Regions from separate parts of the Homo sapiens genome. Here regions 1 and 3 are each linked to region 2. A link is a contact called in ENCODE Hi-C or POLR2A ChIA-PET data. All regions are on one chromosome and are shown on one strand. Each heading gives the region's core, a stretch centred on a gene start or an enhancer-like site at or near the end of the contact. The rest is flanking DNA. Distances are from core to core; before and after follow the strand shown. Region 1 overlaps HIVEP3 (HIVEP zinc finger 3). Region 2 overlaps HIVEP3 (HIVEP zinc finger 3). Region 3 overlaps HIVEP3 (HIVEP zinc finger 3).

Evidence for each region. Hi-C counts contacts between places; a loop is a spot of excess contacts on that map. ChIA-PET counts read pairs that join two places held with the same protein, here RNA polymerase II (POLR2A). Pooled maps may share reads with other maps.
Region 1: a map with no recorded cell type shows a loop between it and region 2 (4-fold over the local background). The contact joins two enhancer-like sites. A Hi-C loop is called at or near these places in 2 of 37 single-sample maps with no recorded cell type and 2 of 50 pooled maps. POLR2A ChIA-PET finds 5 or more read pairs at or near these places in 5 of 52 experiments (A673, AG04449, GM12878 and 2 more).
Region 3: a map of DLD1 shows a loop between it and region 2 (5-fold over the local background). The contact joins two enhancer-like sites. A Hi-C loop is called at or near these places in 2 of 168 maps with a recorded cell type or tissue (DLD1 and endothelial cell of hepatic sinusoid), 5 of 37 single-sample maps with no recorded cell type and 4 of 50 pooled maps. POLR2A ChIA-PET finds 5 or more read pairs at or near these places in 3 of 52 experiments (RWPE1, activated T-cell and activated naive CD8-positive, alpha-beta T cell).

Annotation. Positions count from the first base shown.
Region 1 is chr1:41,637,724-41,642,762 of GRCh38, reverse strand. The region is part of intron 2 of HIVEP3 (HIVEP zinc finger 3); the gene reads left to right. Among named protein-coding and RNA genes, the nearest start is that of EDN2, 160 kb to the right of the region's middle. Within about 2 kb of position 2,967, at least 2 of the 41 ENCODE cell types and tissues checked have a DNase peak (open chromatin) inside an H3K27ac peak, as active enhancers do; they include GM12878, where a contact is called at or near this core.
Region 2 is chr1:41,697,724-41,702,130 of GRCh38, reverse strand. HIVEP3 (HIVEP zinc finger 3) reads left to right here. Exons shown (of 9, transcript NM_024503.5): 2 at 1,136-1,215. Among named protein-coding and RNA genes, the nearest start is that of EDN2, 220 kb to the right of the region's middle. RefSeq lists silencers at 2,317-2,386, 2,397-2,456 and enhancers at 2,697-2,746, 2,767-2,816, 2,837-3,056, 3,137-3,216. Within about 2 kb of position 2,435, at least 2 of the 41 ENCODE cell types and tissues checked have a DNase peak (open chromatin) inside an H3K27ac peak, as active enhancers do; they include GM12878, where a contact is called at or near this core.
Region 3 is chr1:41,735,943-41,740,924 of GRCh38, reverse strand. All of the region lies in intron 1 of HIVEP3 (HIVEP zinc finger 3), which reads left to right. Among named protein-coding and RNA genes, the nearest start is that of HIVEP3, 180 kb to the left of the region's middle. RefSeq lists enhancers at 1,516-1,735, 1,766-1,915. Within about 2 kb of position 1,749, at least 17 of the 41 ENCODE cell types and tissues checked have a DNase peak (open chromatin) inside an H3K27ac peak, as active enhancers do.

The DNA.
Region 1 (5,039 bases), core at 1,718-4,217, 60 kb after region 2:
CCCAAATAGCTTTCCCTGTCGACGGGGTTAGTAAATTGAGAGAATTCAGTATTTATTCACTCACAGTCACCAATTATGTTCAAGGCTCTGTGAGTGACACGGATGCATCACACACATCCCAGTCCTGTCCTCAGAGATCAGATGGTTTGTCTGTGATGCCCACACACATTTGTATGTATTATATTGCACCCATACAAGGTAGAGAAGGTAAACACCACGACAAAGAGATCAAATCCTTAAATGAAAGATCATTCCTGGCCAGAGAGAGAGTAGAGTCATGGAGGGCTTTGTGGAGGAGGAGGCCTATGAGGTGGGCTCACCCAGGCTGGTGTGGGTTGGATTTAGCCACGTTAAAATGGAGAGAAATATTCCAGACAGAGACAACTGCAAAGAGGCATGAATGTGGAGCATGGCAGTTGGCAAGAGCGGGGCTTTGCAGGGGAGTGTTGATGCCGAGGCAGCCTGGCATATTTGTAAAGTGCAGACATTACTCTCTAAGGAGAACCACTGAAGGATTTGGGATTTGGGGCGAGGAGTGACTTGGTGAGAGCTGGCTATCAGGACAGTCTGTCTGGGTCTATGGATCGGTGGGCTGGGCAGGACAGTGCAGACGCTGTTGCTGTTGGTTCACACAAGAGAGGATGGGCAGTAGGGTCTGAGCCAGGGTGGGGGCAGGAAATCCTTGTCCATTCATTAACATGGATTGAGGCTTTGGGCCAGGCCCTGTTCTAAGCACTTTATGTGCACTACCTGATTGAGTCCTTCTCAAAGTCCAGCCAGGTAGGCGCCACTGTCATTCCCACTTTACAAATGATAGTTCACGGAGGCCCGGAGATGTCATGTCAATAACTCAGAGCATAGCTAGGAGGTGGAGGAGGCGGGATGCAAACCTAGTAGCCTGTGCTCTTAAATTCTCTTAAATCTCACCCTAAAAATGGCATCCCAAAGGGACTGAGCACACTAAGAGTGGACCTGCCAGGGTTGGGGGTGGCTCTGAGGGTTGACCCAGAGCTGCAGGTCCTCTTGCCGTAGCAACTGGCTCCTGTCACCCCCTGTAAGCAGTGTTGGGCCCCACAGGGCCTGCTCTGGTTCACCGACTCGAAACCAGAGCCCACATATAGGTGGTGACAATGTAAATAACTGATGCAATGGAAACTTTCTATGGAAAAAGGTACCCACTCAAACAGCCACAAAGTCCAAAAAAAGGAAGAACACCACAGCAGACCAAGTGGGCCCTGTGGCACACAATTTCCTTTGGCACAGCCTTTCTGTCTGGCTGAATCTCTGAACTGGTGGAGGTGGGGATGGGGTGGAAGATGGGGTAGCACTGGGCAGGAGTGGGGCAGGTTGAGATCTAGACCAGAAGCCTGGCTGGGTCCCCGGAGGACCCTGGGTCACCAGGCTTCCCCTCTTAGCTAAGGGGGCAGCTGTCGTGTGGGCAGAAAGCAATTCTGCCTCCAAAAACACACACCTGTTATCACAGTCTTCCTAGTAGGCATGAATTACTCCCTGCCCCTGTCCTACTGTGGGCCAGTGGTGGAGGTTCTGTAGTCCCCGGGATCTCCCGAGGCCTCCACCTGCTTTGCTGTGAATAAGTTGCAGCAATCTTGTTATGGGATCTGGTATCTTCTTATTTTAGAAGATGAAATAATCATAAACATAAGTAAAGCTAAAAGATCAGAAGTAACCAGAAGAGGAAGAGGGAGAAGGTGGATTTTTCTGGGAAGCCAACCGTACCATTTTGTTCTTACCCCAGCCCAGGGCGTGCACTCTTGCTCTTGTTTCAGAGGTGAGGAAACAGACTCACAGGTGGTCAAGGACTCGAAGAAGGCCACACAGTGTCTAAGACCAGTAATGTCCAGTTTTATTTAATGCCAGAGCCTTGGGCCCTCCTGCAGTGCAAGGCTGTCCACATCTCTCTGTTTTCAAAGCCTCAGTTTCCTCAGTTGTCAGATGGTGATGATGGAGCCTGACCGTAGCATTAGTATGACTGTGAAAAAATGCAGGGACAGCCTTTGCACGTGGAAGACACTCAACAAATGTTGGGTTCTTCCTCTACCTCTGGCTTCTGTGTCTACAACCCGGGGAGATTTAGAAGCCTTCTTGCGGGGAAGCAGCTCAGGTTTTGGGCTCCCTGGGAGAAAGGGCCAGAACCACTGATTTTCTTATCTATCTTCCCTGCTAGATCCATCACAGCCTGAGACATGGACAAGGTCTTCTTCACCTTTGCACCCTGGGGTCTAGCCCAGTGATGGAGAGTGTCTTGTCCAAGGTCACTTAGCTGGGTGCAGCTGGACCTCAAATGTGGGGCTGCCTCATGGGATTTCTATTGCACCCAGAGAGGGAACACGGTGTCTTCTCTGCTCCCCTGTGTAGAGTGCCTAGTTCCAGGGGGCTTTCTGTGACAGAGGGCTGCGAGGTGTGGCCTGATATAGCAGGAAGCGACCTCACTGCTCCTCCCACACCTACCTTCCCCCGCCCCCCAACCCCCGCCCCAGCAGCTCTCAGAACCTTCATCTCCAAGTGCAGCTCCTCCAGTCTCGTCTGTTCCTCCTCCCGCCACTCCGGTATTCTCCTCGACTCCTGGGCTGGGTGCTCCCCATATACACCAGCAACACCTCCCTTCCTTGTCCCTGCAGTGCCTGAAAACCATGAACTTTTCTTCTGCCAAATCCCAGTGTAGAGTTTATGAGACAGTATATTCCTACCTGCCACTAAATGGAATATGTTATCTTGTACTTGAAGTTCTTCTTTTTTGCTCCTTCATACAATGGAAAGTATCACCATTCTCTATTTTTAAATGCCCTGTCTTTCCTGGAAAACATTTCTGGGTATCCTCAAAGCAGGTCTTGTCGCTATCAATGACTGGGCTCCATTGCCTGTCTCTCTGCCCACTCTCCTTGTTGGGGACGCCTCACTCATCCGTGAGTCAGCTACCATGTGAGAGAGAAGCCTCTTGTCTGGAGAACACAGCTGGGGACCGGGAAGGTTCCCAAGGCAGCCTCCAGGCTGTCAGCTGCATGTCACAGCATTCTCAGACTAGAGCGCACTCCGCTGAAACAAAGGTGAGCCCCTCAGGAAAGTGAGAGCCGGAAGGCTGACCACAGAGAGGGAGGTGGGTCACAGAGCCAACCCCAAACCCCAAAACAGAAGCCAGAAGGAGGAGAGATTGACAGAGGGAGAGAGACTTGGAAGGTGTCCCACCATAACTGAAGAAGGGCACAGGCATTTATTGAGTGCCTTTTGTATACTGGGTTCATACTCATTTCACATACACTTTGTCGCATCTGATCCACGTGGCAAACCCAGGGAGGGGGTGAGAGTCTTCACTTCTGACTCATGAGGAAAGTGAGCTAGTAATGGATGAAACCAGGGTCTGAACCCATGTCTTTCTGATGATGTTAAGGCCAACTCGCTATGCTATACCATGCTACTTCTGTGGTGCTGGGTAAATGAGGCATGCCAGTAATTCTCTCTCTTCCCCTCCCATCCACCCCTTTGCCAGTATCCCAGCATGAACCACCAGGATTATTCCATATGATTCTGCCATGTGTGACCCATGTCTTAGATTTTCATGTTTTCTTATTGATCACAGACCACAATAACAAATAAAACTGAAAATAGAAAGATTCATCCCACAATTCCCTGCCCCACACAGATCAAATTTGACTTTCCATGTGCCGGCCCCTTCTGCAGACGTTCCGTTCAGAGTGGAGGGAAGGGCCACGTGTCAGGAGGGTGTCAGGAGGGTGGCAGGGGCCTCAGGGCCAGCCTTCTTCTCCACTTTCTTTAGGATCAGTGTGTGAGGCCCAGTGCCAGAGTCCAAAGCCCCCCTGCCTCCCTGCCAGCCCTTGGAAAACAGCTGTTATGACCCAGTGAGGCTGGCCCCTGCCAGGCATCCAGGATTTTTCTTTAACCCTTTGTCAGCTGCAGTGATGCCAACCCCCAGTGCCCAGACCGGATGCGGCCCCTACCAGCTGCTGGCAAAGGCCTTGCTTTGATGTGTTGGTGGAGAGTGGAGAGCAAGGGCCCTCCCTCCTCATGATTTTGGGTGGGGCCAGCAGAGGAGCTGGCCCTGGTCCTTCCTGCCCTGGGTGGGTGCCACCTTGCAGATGGGCCCCTCTACCCCTAGTAGCCCCCTCCCTGTTCAACTGTTTTCTAAAAAGAAGACACTTTTATATCAGTTTCTCAATTTTTATTATGGTAAAATACACATAACATAATTTACCATCTTAATCATTTTTAAATGTACAGTTTAGTGTTATTAAATACATTCAAAAAGTTATGCACCCATCACCACCATCCATCTCTTCTTTTCTCTTTCTTTCTTTCTTCCTTTTCTTCCTTACTTCCTTCCTTTCTTTCTTTTCTTTCTTTCTCTCTCTCTCCCTTTCTTTCTTTCCTTTTTCTTTCTTTCTCTCTCTCTCCCTTTCTTTCTTTCTTTCCTTTTCCTTTCTTTCTCTCTCCTTCCTTCCTTCCTCTTTCTTTCTTTCTTTCTTTCTTTCTCTCTCTTTCTTTATTTCTCTGTCTCTCTCTTTCTTTCTTTCTCTTCTTTCTTTGTATAAACTTAAGGGGTACAAATGCAATTTTGTTACATGGATATATTACATAGCGGTGAAGTGTGGGTTTTTAGTACAACCGTCACCCAAATAATGTACATTGTATGCAGTAAGTGATTTCTCATCCCTTACCCTTCCCACTCTCCCAACTTCAGAGCCTCCAGCGTCTATTATTCCACACTTCGTGTCCATGTGTACACATTATTTAGATTCCACTTATAAGTGAGAATATGCAGTATTTGATTTTCTGTTTCTTAGTTGTTTCACTTAAGATATTGGCCTCTTAACTGTTTTCATCTTGTAAAACTGAAGTTCTGTGCTTATTAAACACTGACCCCCCATTCTGCTCTGCCCCAGTTCCGGACAACCCCTATTCTACCTTCTGTCTCTATACTTTTATATCATTTTCAAATTACAAAAGTGATACATGCTTAGTGCTTAAAAAAAGAACAGTATGGAAATGTAGAAACAAGAACGCAT
Region 2 (4,407 bases), core at 1,186-3,685:
TGGATGCTTTCTACTATCTCATTTACTCCTCGTAACAACTTTCCAATGTCAGGATTACATCTCCATCTTACTCTTGAGGACTCAGAGCTGGAAGAAGACCAGATGGCCTCCCTAAGGGCACACATCCAGTGTTACCTGGGCTTAAGCTTAAGTGTACCTCACTGCAGAGCTGGAGCTCCTTCTTGAACCAGGATCCCTAATCTTTGAGCCAGAGGGCTGGGCATCTCAGAGATGCTCCATAAATGTCTGTTGAATGAATGAATATTGAATGAATGGATCCCCAAGGGCTCAAAGCCTTAAGCCTAGAAGACATAAATAATATGTCTCAAATGAGTATGTGTCCAACCTTAATTTAAATATATGTAGTGGTGCTATAATTACTAAAATACAAGTTAATTGTAAAGCATTAGTTCATTGTAACTTTTGTATTGTTTATTTTCTCAATGAGAAGATAATAGGTATACAGTTACCATCAGGAGTTTGGAGAAATAATTTCATACAAAGAGAGGTCCTTGTACCGAAAATGGTAGAAACATTCTGCCATCCTGCACAGCTTAACCAAAGTGCTTTGCCCAGCACCTGGCACAGAGGTCACTTGGAGAAGGGAGGCAACCCACCAGCCTGTGGCATTTGTCCTGGGTCTACACACGCCTTTCTTACTGGATCTAGGCTGTCACACTCAGAGACTTCATCTCTATGAGGACCTGATACCAACACCTAACAATTTCCCAAATGGCTGTTGAATGCTTGCATGAATGAATGAATAATGAAAGCAAGAATGAGTGAATTACAATGAGCAGTGCTTAGGGAACCCACAAAGGGTGTTTTCCCCGAGGAGTGTTTGGAAGTGGGAGTTCCTCCAGCCTTAGGCCTGAGTACAGGACCAGCATACCTGTGGGGTTCCTCAGGGCAGACAACTTGTGACTTGCAGCTCTGTACTGGGGTTTTGAGGCTGTGGTTTCATCCGCAGGGACCTGATCTTGACCTCGTCATAACCATGTTAGAGAAGGGGTAGTGGCCGGGGCTTTGCTTTCAGCAAGGCTGTGCTCACCATTTTTGGGTGCCTTTTTCAAACTCAGATGAAAGTTGACAGATGGCGGTGGCATAATATTCTCACTTTCTCTACTTCCCACAGGCCTCCCTCCAACACAGTTCTCCAAGCTCTAGAAATCTCTGACACATCTTGACCATGAGACCACGGCTGGTTTTTGGCAGGTGAGCCCTCCCCATCCCCCACAGGACACAGGGCAGTTTCAGCACAGCCCAAAGGCCATTAGGCTGTGTTTTGAGGCCAGGAGGTAGACAGGAATGACCTTAGCCTCGGGCAGGAGAATGGAGCCCCACACGCTACCGACACTTTAGGAAAAAGCCACCCAAATGTCACGAGTCCTGCAGCTGGCATTTCTGCAAATGGCAGCATATGGTGATGGGAGAGTCCTGGGCCAGGAGCCAAGGGAAATGCTTCTGACCCCAGGCCTGCCTTTATTGCTCAGGAAAATCTTAAGCAAGCATCTCCTTTCTGGGTCTCTGTTTCCTTGTCTGCAAAGTGAGGGAGTGGGACTCGGTGAACCCAGCAGGGCTCAAGCCAAGGCCCTGGGCTCTGGGGAGGACAGTGGGGCTGACACTGCAGCTGTGTACCACATCCTTAGAACTCAGTCTCCTGTTTGATTGCTCCATGGACTTTACAGCCACAGAGATCCTGGACTGAGCTGTGTGTTCACCTTATATGTGTACGTGTGCATTTTGGGGAGGGGGCCTGTATTTCTCCTAGTAAATGCTGCTGGAAGTCAAACTCAGATGCAATCACCAGCCCCATGCCTGCCCTCTCATGACCTCGTCATCAGGACATCATTTATTGCCTGTTGTGCTCTATCCTCTGTGCTGGGCACTGAGGCACAGAGATGAACAAATCATGGCATTATCCTCAAGAAGCTTCTGCTCCAGTGGAGGAGATCGATGTGCAAATAGCCACAGAACAGCAAAACCTGTGAAGGCAGGAGGGCTCTATTCTGTCGGGGTTTGGTTGTGGGGGTAGTTCAAGGAAGACAATTTAAAGTTGACGCTTGAACTGGGCTTTGAAGGATGAATAGAAGTTCACCGGGTGAAAAATGGAAGAAGAGCATTCTGAGCCCAAGGGACAGCAAGTGGAGCAGTGGAGTCGCTGGGATGCAGGGCCCAAGAGGAGGAGTATGGGAGTGAGGCCAAGAGAGCGGCAGGACTCTGGTCACCCAGGAGCTCAGGCTGGGTCCTACACAAGCAGGGAAGGGAGACAGTCAGCCCTGTGGTTCTGAGAGAGGCCCCTACCGGGGTGTGGGAGGGTGGGGAGGAAAGTGGTGGGGAGGCCGAGATGAGAGGAGGTGCACATGTCAGAATCTACAGAACCTCAATAGGGGCCCAGGGCAGGACACCCCGTGCTGAAGTGTCTGTGGCCTCGGCTCTCACAGACTCCAGCATCCCTCTGCATCCTTTCAGGTCCCCGGGGCCCCATCCTGCGTTGGGCTGCCACTCCAGCCACAGGACTGCTTCTCTTCTGCTCTTCCAGTTCCCACTCACTCTCCTCCTTTCCTACCCCTGAAGGACAATAGGCCACCCCCTCCTGGGCAGCAATTCTGTAAGGATTCAATGCTGTTCCCAAGGCCCCTGAAGCCTTCTTCTTGATAGCAAGGTTGTACTAGAGTGATTTCTGTGTGGTGGGTAATAGCTGGCAATTCTATGGTTTTACAGTTTCCTCCGTTGGTAGAACTCAGAACACTTTCACACACCTGTCGTCTCACAGGAGTGTAGAATGAGTAGGTTCTGGGGCCAAAGAGAGCCTTGCTCCAACCCTGCCCTGCCCCTCCTTTGAGGAGCGGTGGAACCATCAGAGCCTCAGGAAGGCCTCTCTGTATAGAACACCCACCTCCTGCAGCGGTGCCAGAGTCAAACGCAAGAGCTCAAGCGAGAGGCCAGCACGGTATGCACCACGTGCTCAGCACTTACTTTCGGGGCTTCCCTGCTGACTCAGCCCTGCGATGGAGTGAGTGGCAACTGATGGGCAGGGCTGGCCTAGAGCCACCTGTGAGTTTTGGGTTCAGAAGGTGGTGTGATCAGTCAGCGTGCGTGCCTTAATGGGAGGTCAGGCCAGCGGGCTTGACTTTCCTCTGAAAAATGAGCTCAGCAGAGCTTTCCTGACACCCCTCTGATCCTGGCATTGGTGGACACTGGGGGCCCAAACAAGAGCAAGTTTGCCCCTTCTCCAGAAGGGACACATAGACAAAGGAACAGCCACACACTGAGAGCAGGAGCAGCCCCACAGGCCCAGGGCAGAAACAAGAGAAGACCAGGAGAGAGGGAGCTACATTCAGTGGGGGCTGTGGCTAGCAGAAGCATTGTGGGGGGTGGGGCCAGGAGCACTGGCACCCGAAGGATCCATGGGAGTTCTTAGATCAGCAGTGGGGTCATGGGGCCCCAGTGGAGAAAGGCATGGCACGGGAAACACCAGGATGTGTTGGGGTGTCAGTAGTTGGTGTTTTCGATGTCCTGCCCAGCAGAACTCCCTGTCACAGAGAAGCATTCATGGAAGCTTAGCACACAGCTCCCTCATCAACTTGGTTCTCATCGGAAAGATCACACCCAGGGTCAGACCCCACAGTTCAAGGGCAACATGGATGAGCTACATGATAAGGCCAGATAGACAACCTCTAATGCCTCTAAGACTTTTCTCGACTGGAATTGAAGGCACACATTACCTGCAAATGCTGACATAAACCTGGTGATGTTATAACATCTGTGCTGGGTGCTGGGATGGAGATGAATAAACTTAGTCTCTACCCAGGTAGAGACAAGGAGGGAACAGGTCCTCAGACACCTGTACTGCATGCCCATCAGTGCTCTCATGGAGGGGTGTTCAAAGTGCTATGGGACCATAGAGGAGGTACCAGCCAGAGGACAAAAGTAGGGTGGGCATCATAAGGAGGGAATCTGCACCAGAGGGTAATGATGAGAATGTTTATAGCAACTGAGGTTTATTGAGCACTTACTACATGCCAGGCACTGTTCTCTAAGAGCTTTACACAGATGTACACTCCACCTGCACTAGTCTGTGAGGCAGGTGCTCTTTTCATCCTCTTTTACAGATGACAACTGACGCACAGAGAGACTGTGACTGGCCCAAACACACAGGGCTGTGAAGTGGCTTAGCCAGGGTGAGCCTAGACAGTCTGGCCCCAGAGTCTATGCTTGAATGACCCTGGGTAGCCTTTCTCTGAGCACTAGAGGCACCTACAGGGTTGATACTATGTCTTTTGCTCTAGCACCTAGCAGGCCCTCAATTAAAATGTGTTCACCAATAAGAATGCACAAATGCCTGGATGAACTGGGCCCTGGAAGACTGAGGGCAGCATGTGGGGATAGAGATGGCACTCATGC
Region 3 (4,982 bases), core at 500-2,999, 39 kb before region 2:
CCCACCCCCTGCCAGCTGTCCCTGTTCCTCCCTGCCTCGTATAGGCCTGGCTGTCCTCCCCAGCCATGCTTCTGCCCACTGAGGGCAGGGGGTTGCTTGGGTCACACATCTGTGGATGAATGGTAGAGCCAGGGCTGGTACCCATGACTGCAGACTCCTTGTGCAGTGCTCCTGTTCCCATTTTGCTTGCCTGTCTGCCATGGTGGTGGGGCACAGAGTGGGGTCCCCCCACACGTTGGTTGTCAGGATGAGTGAAGGAGGAAGTGTGAGAGCTCCTAGCCAGGGCCTGTGTAGTGGTGGGTGTTTATTAAACGTTTGTAGAATAAATATGAAGGACACATGCCCCAGAGCCAGCCTCTCTGTATATGGCAGTTTTTACCTTCTTCCCCACTCTTTGCACCCAAAACTGCTGTCATGGGCTTGCCCTGACAGCACTGGAGAGAAAAGCAGGCAATGTCATTCCAGAACCTTTGGGCTTCCCAGTGTCTGTTCCCTCCTCGCCCAATCACACCAGGTTTGCATGGTGCAGCTGTGTATAGGCAATAGAAGAGCGGCAGAGAAGCCAGGGGTGTCCTGTCCCACCTACATTAACTCATCCACTCTCTGGCTGCCCAGCCTCCAGCAGGTCTTGCAATAAGCTGCTTTCAGGATGGCCTTGGAGACTGAGTGGTCATCAGAGAAAAGGGGTGCAGGGCCTTAGGGCCCAGAGCATTGGTGGTGGCCGGGGAGGCAGTGGCCACACCATTGCCAGCGCCCACATCTTCATCCCGTCCACTGGCCAGCAATGTGGATGGGTAGGTTGAGTATGGGGAGACCTGGAGGACTTAGGTTTGAGTCCTGGATCTGCCACTTCTTAGCTGTGTGACTTTGGGCAAGTTACTTCAACCCTCTCATCCCATTTTCTCATCTCTAAAATGGGGATAGACAACTTCCTGGTTATGCCGTGGTTGTGGGTAGGAAAGGGCTGTTTGTGGCTGGGTGCTAGGGTGGCAGTGAAAACACTTTGGAAATGCTGAGATGCTGTCATGTAGGAATGTCATGGCCACTGTGCTGTTACTAGTGCTCTCTTCTGAAGCACACTGGGGAGGTGGGCCAGACAGCCTGGACTTGAGCCTCTGCCTTAAACAAGTCACATGGTCTCTGAGAGCCTCAGTTTTTCTCATCTGTGAAGTGGGCATGATTACCCTGCCTGTCTTACAGGGTTATCTGGAAGCAGACAAGATGATACTGGGAGTCTGGGGTTGAGACATGCTTGGTAGATGTTAGGTGGGTGGGTACAGTGGGTGGAGTGGAAGGAGCGCCTGAGGAAGCCAAGACTTCCTTCCAAGAGAGGCAGAGGGGGTGGGGGCAACCCCAATTTTTTCTCTGCTGAGCTGGGTAACTCCTGGGGGCACATTACTCACCCTCCCTGAGTCTCGGTGTTCCCATCTGCAAAGAGAGTTGTGGGTGCCCAGTGCTCTGTGGGCGGTCACTTGGCCGCCACTGGGCTGTCACGCTGTTCCTCTGCTCCTGGAAGGAGTGACCCACTGAGACTGGGCCTCCCTCTCTGGCAAGTTAGGCCTACGGCTGCCACCGACCCTCTGACCTCACTCGGCTCCTGCCTAAATGCCCCCCAGCTCCAAGTACTTCTCTGAAACAGCCTGGCTTCCTGGAGTTCCCCGTTTGCCACCGGCTGCTCTGTGCACGTGACCTCCAGCTTGAGATGTTGAAATCCTACTCCAGGCTGCCCGGAAACCCCCAGCCGTCTGGGGCCATGCAGGGGCAGAGGCGGCGCGGGCTCCTTGGGCTTTGCCACACTTTGCGGCAGCAAGTCGGGGGCATCGATTCACGTTCTATTTTCAGACATTTCTGTTTCCTCCGCAAAAAGCAGTGGGTGGCCGAGGGAATTCAGCCTTCCGGTGACTGTGAGATGATTCCAAGCACAATATCTTCATATGGATGATGATTTCAGAAACTACGTGAAATGTTGTGGTCTAATGGCGCCATGGTTCATTACCAACGGAGAAAAGATTTTAGAATCTACCCTCTTGGGGATGTGAGTGCTGATGTGGGAGTTTTCTCTCCATAGGTTTCTTTACCCTGTTTGTAGGGAAAGAGGCAGACAGGGAGGCGGGCATTTATGGTGGGCCCAGGAATCCCTATAGCTGCCAAGACAGCTGCCCCATTTTACTGGTGAAGAAGCTAAGGCATGGAGAAAGGAATTGATCAAGCCAAAACAGCACAGTTACACAGCAGCAGAGCTTGGACTGGAATCCAGGGCTTCCTGACCACAAAGCCGCTGGTTTCCAAGCCTGAGTCCAGGTCCTGTGAGCTGATGGATCATGGGAACTTGAGCAAGTCACCTGATGCCTCAGACTCTACTATCTTTCTGCTTTGTGGGAGGGTTGGATTAACTCAAAACTTCTTAAGCTTTTCCACAGAGAAGAGTCAATGAATTTCTTTGAGTTTTAAACATTCTTATGCTATAGCATGTATCAGAACTTACTTTAGGAATTTTTAAATTGTTTTCTTCCCTACATCTCCAAGTAGAATTGATGGTCTGAGAAGATGCCCCGCTACCCCATGGCTCCGTGCTGAGGCCGCCACCTGGATTGAGAAACCCAGGGCTTTACTGATTTCTGAGGACTGGTTCAGCGACAGTGCCTGCGATTTCTGCGCAGTACAAGGGCTTGGCCAGAGTTTGTGAGACCCAGCTGCTTGTCTATATGTCTCTGGGGACGCTGCTTCCCGCTCGTCCTTCCTAGAGGCCAAGGCCTGGGGCAGGCCTTCTCCACATGGGGTGTCCCTCCCACTGGCCAGAGCAGGATGGAAGAGGACCCTGCCCTCCCAGAGGTGGCCAATGCTGAATTTGAGTTTCAGTGCTACCAGCTCTGGCCTTGGACAGATCACATGGCTGAGCTTCATGGTCCTCTATAGACATGGCATGGATCCATATCCTTCTTCAGAATTTCAGTGACACAGAACAGAACAGGTACAGCAAAGGCCCCAGCACAGGGCCTGGCAAGTAGGATGTGCCAGAACAGGTTAAGTGACACCTGCTGTATTTTAGGGCCTCAGAGCCTCACAAATCTGTAAGCCGTTTCCACATTAAAATCTCCCTTTCCAAATATATCTCCCTGCCCAGTTTTGTCATGAGCCTGAGGTCCTCATCATCACCAAGGCCTTGGGTTGATGACCCTTATTAAAACACAGTTCTTACATAAAGTGCCAGACTGAGTTCCCCGCCCCACCTTCTATTTAATTAACCACGTGACCTTGATAAGTCATTTCTCTTCTCTGAGCCTTTATTCCTTCATCTGTAAACCAAGGATGCTAAGGAGCAAATGAGTTACTGCAAATAAGACTCTTTTTCAGGTGTTTAGCAGCTGGTGGGACAACAGATGATTCAATGGGCCATGGTAGCCCAGGACACTAAACCCAATGACAGGGGTATGCTCAGCCTTTTGGGGAAGCAGATCCTTTGAACCTGTAGTCTTGGAGAGTCAGGGACCCTTCATGGCAGAGATAGAGGTCTCATCTCAGATATGACGGTTGACCACAGCCAGACACAAAAAAATGGGACTGCAGGGGTTGGAGGCACTGTGGGCAGTGGGAACGGCAAGAGTATCGGTCAAGTGCCTGCTTACACACACAGTATCTTAATCAGTCCCCCAGACAACCCTGCCAGTAGTACTATTCATCCCAGTTTGCAGATGAGGAAACCAGGCTGAGATACGTTAAGCAGCTTTTCTGAGCCCACGTAGCTTGTAAGTGGCTCAGCTGGTCTTCAAACCCTGGCCAATTAGATCCAAAAGTCTATGTTCATGAGTGGGCACTCCCACTGGTGAGCGGGGAACGAGGGGAGCCATGTTTCTCAGCAGATAAAGGAAAGGGCGGAGAAGACCTCGAACATTATTTGTGGCTGGTGCCTGGAGGTGGGGCAGGAGTAGTAGGCACCAGGGTCTAAGAAGGGGTAGGTGGTGGCTGGAGCCTGAAGAGTCAGCCCTGGAGTGACTATAGTGCCCTGGCCAACCGTGTCAGCTTCTCTGGGTAGAAAAAGAGCCAGAACTCCTCCTGGTCCTTCAACACTTCCTTCAGGCCACATCCCTCTGACAGGCCACCATCCTGCCCCGGTCATGATGGGGCCTCTGCTCTCCATCTGTTTCTTCCTTGGGACTCTGAGCCACCCAAGGACACACATGTGATCATCCTTGTGCCTTAATCCCCAGGCATCCAGTACAGAGTCTGGAAGGCAGTGAAAGTTTGCGGAGGGAAGCCAGAAATGCACGCCCTGGTTCCTTGGCCTGCATCTGCCCACAGTGAATGCTCATCCTGCATCTGGGGCATGGAAGGGTGGCATGTGGTGCAGCCCTCTCAGTTAACAGACAAGACAGCCAGGACCCAGGATGGCTACTTTTCTCAAGACCCCTGCTTAGGTTACCTGGGGAGGCTGTTTTCTGTGGCAGAAGGAGCTGGGGGAGCAGTGGCCCTACCTTCCTTCTCCCAAAGCCAGGAAGCCTTGTCAGGGCCCCAGGACCCACCCTTCTTGGCCCCTCAACCCCTTCCACGGGGAGCTGAGCATCTGTAGCTTGTCAAAGGAGCTTGGTCTGTTTTCTTATGGACAGAGAATGCACCTGCCAAGGCTCTGCAGGAGGGAGAGATCTGAACACCACGGGGGATGCAATTGGAAATTCGTTCAGGTTTCCCCCAGAACGAATGCCATGGAGGCATGAAGCCCGGGCACTCCTTGCTTCTAAAAGTGGGGAGGGATCAGAACATTGGAACTCTCGAGATTCCTTCCTAAGTGGGAGCGTGAAGGGCTGTTGTGATAACCATCGGCTCCCAGACACCCTGGGCGGGCACTGGCTGCAGATGCTGCCTCATTGAGCATGGAAAAGGTGGCTCTTCAGAGGTGGTGTCTCCCCTGCACACCCACAAATCATTTTTTTAATGGGTTGTCACTTTGATGGTGGGGCTAACTCTTGGGCCTGATTCAGTGTTCT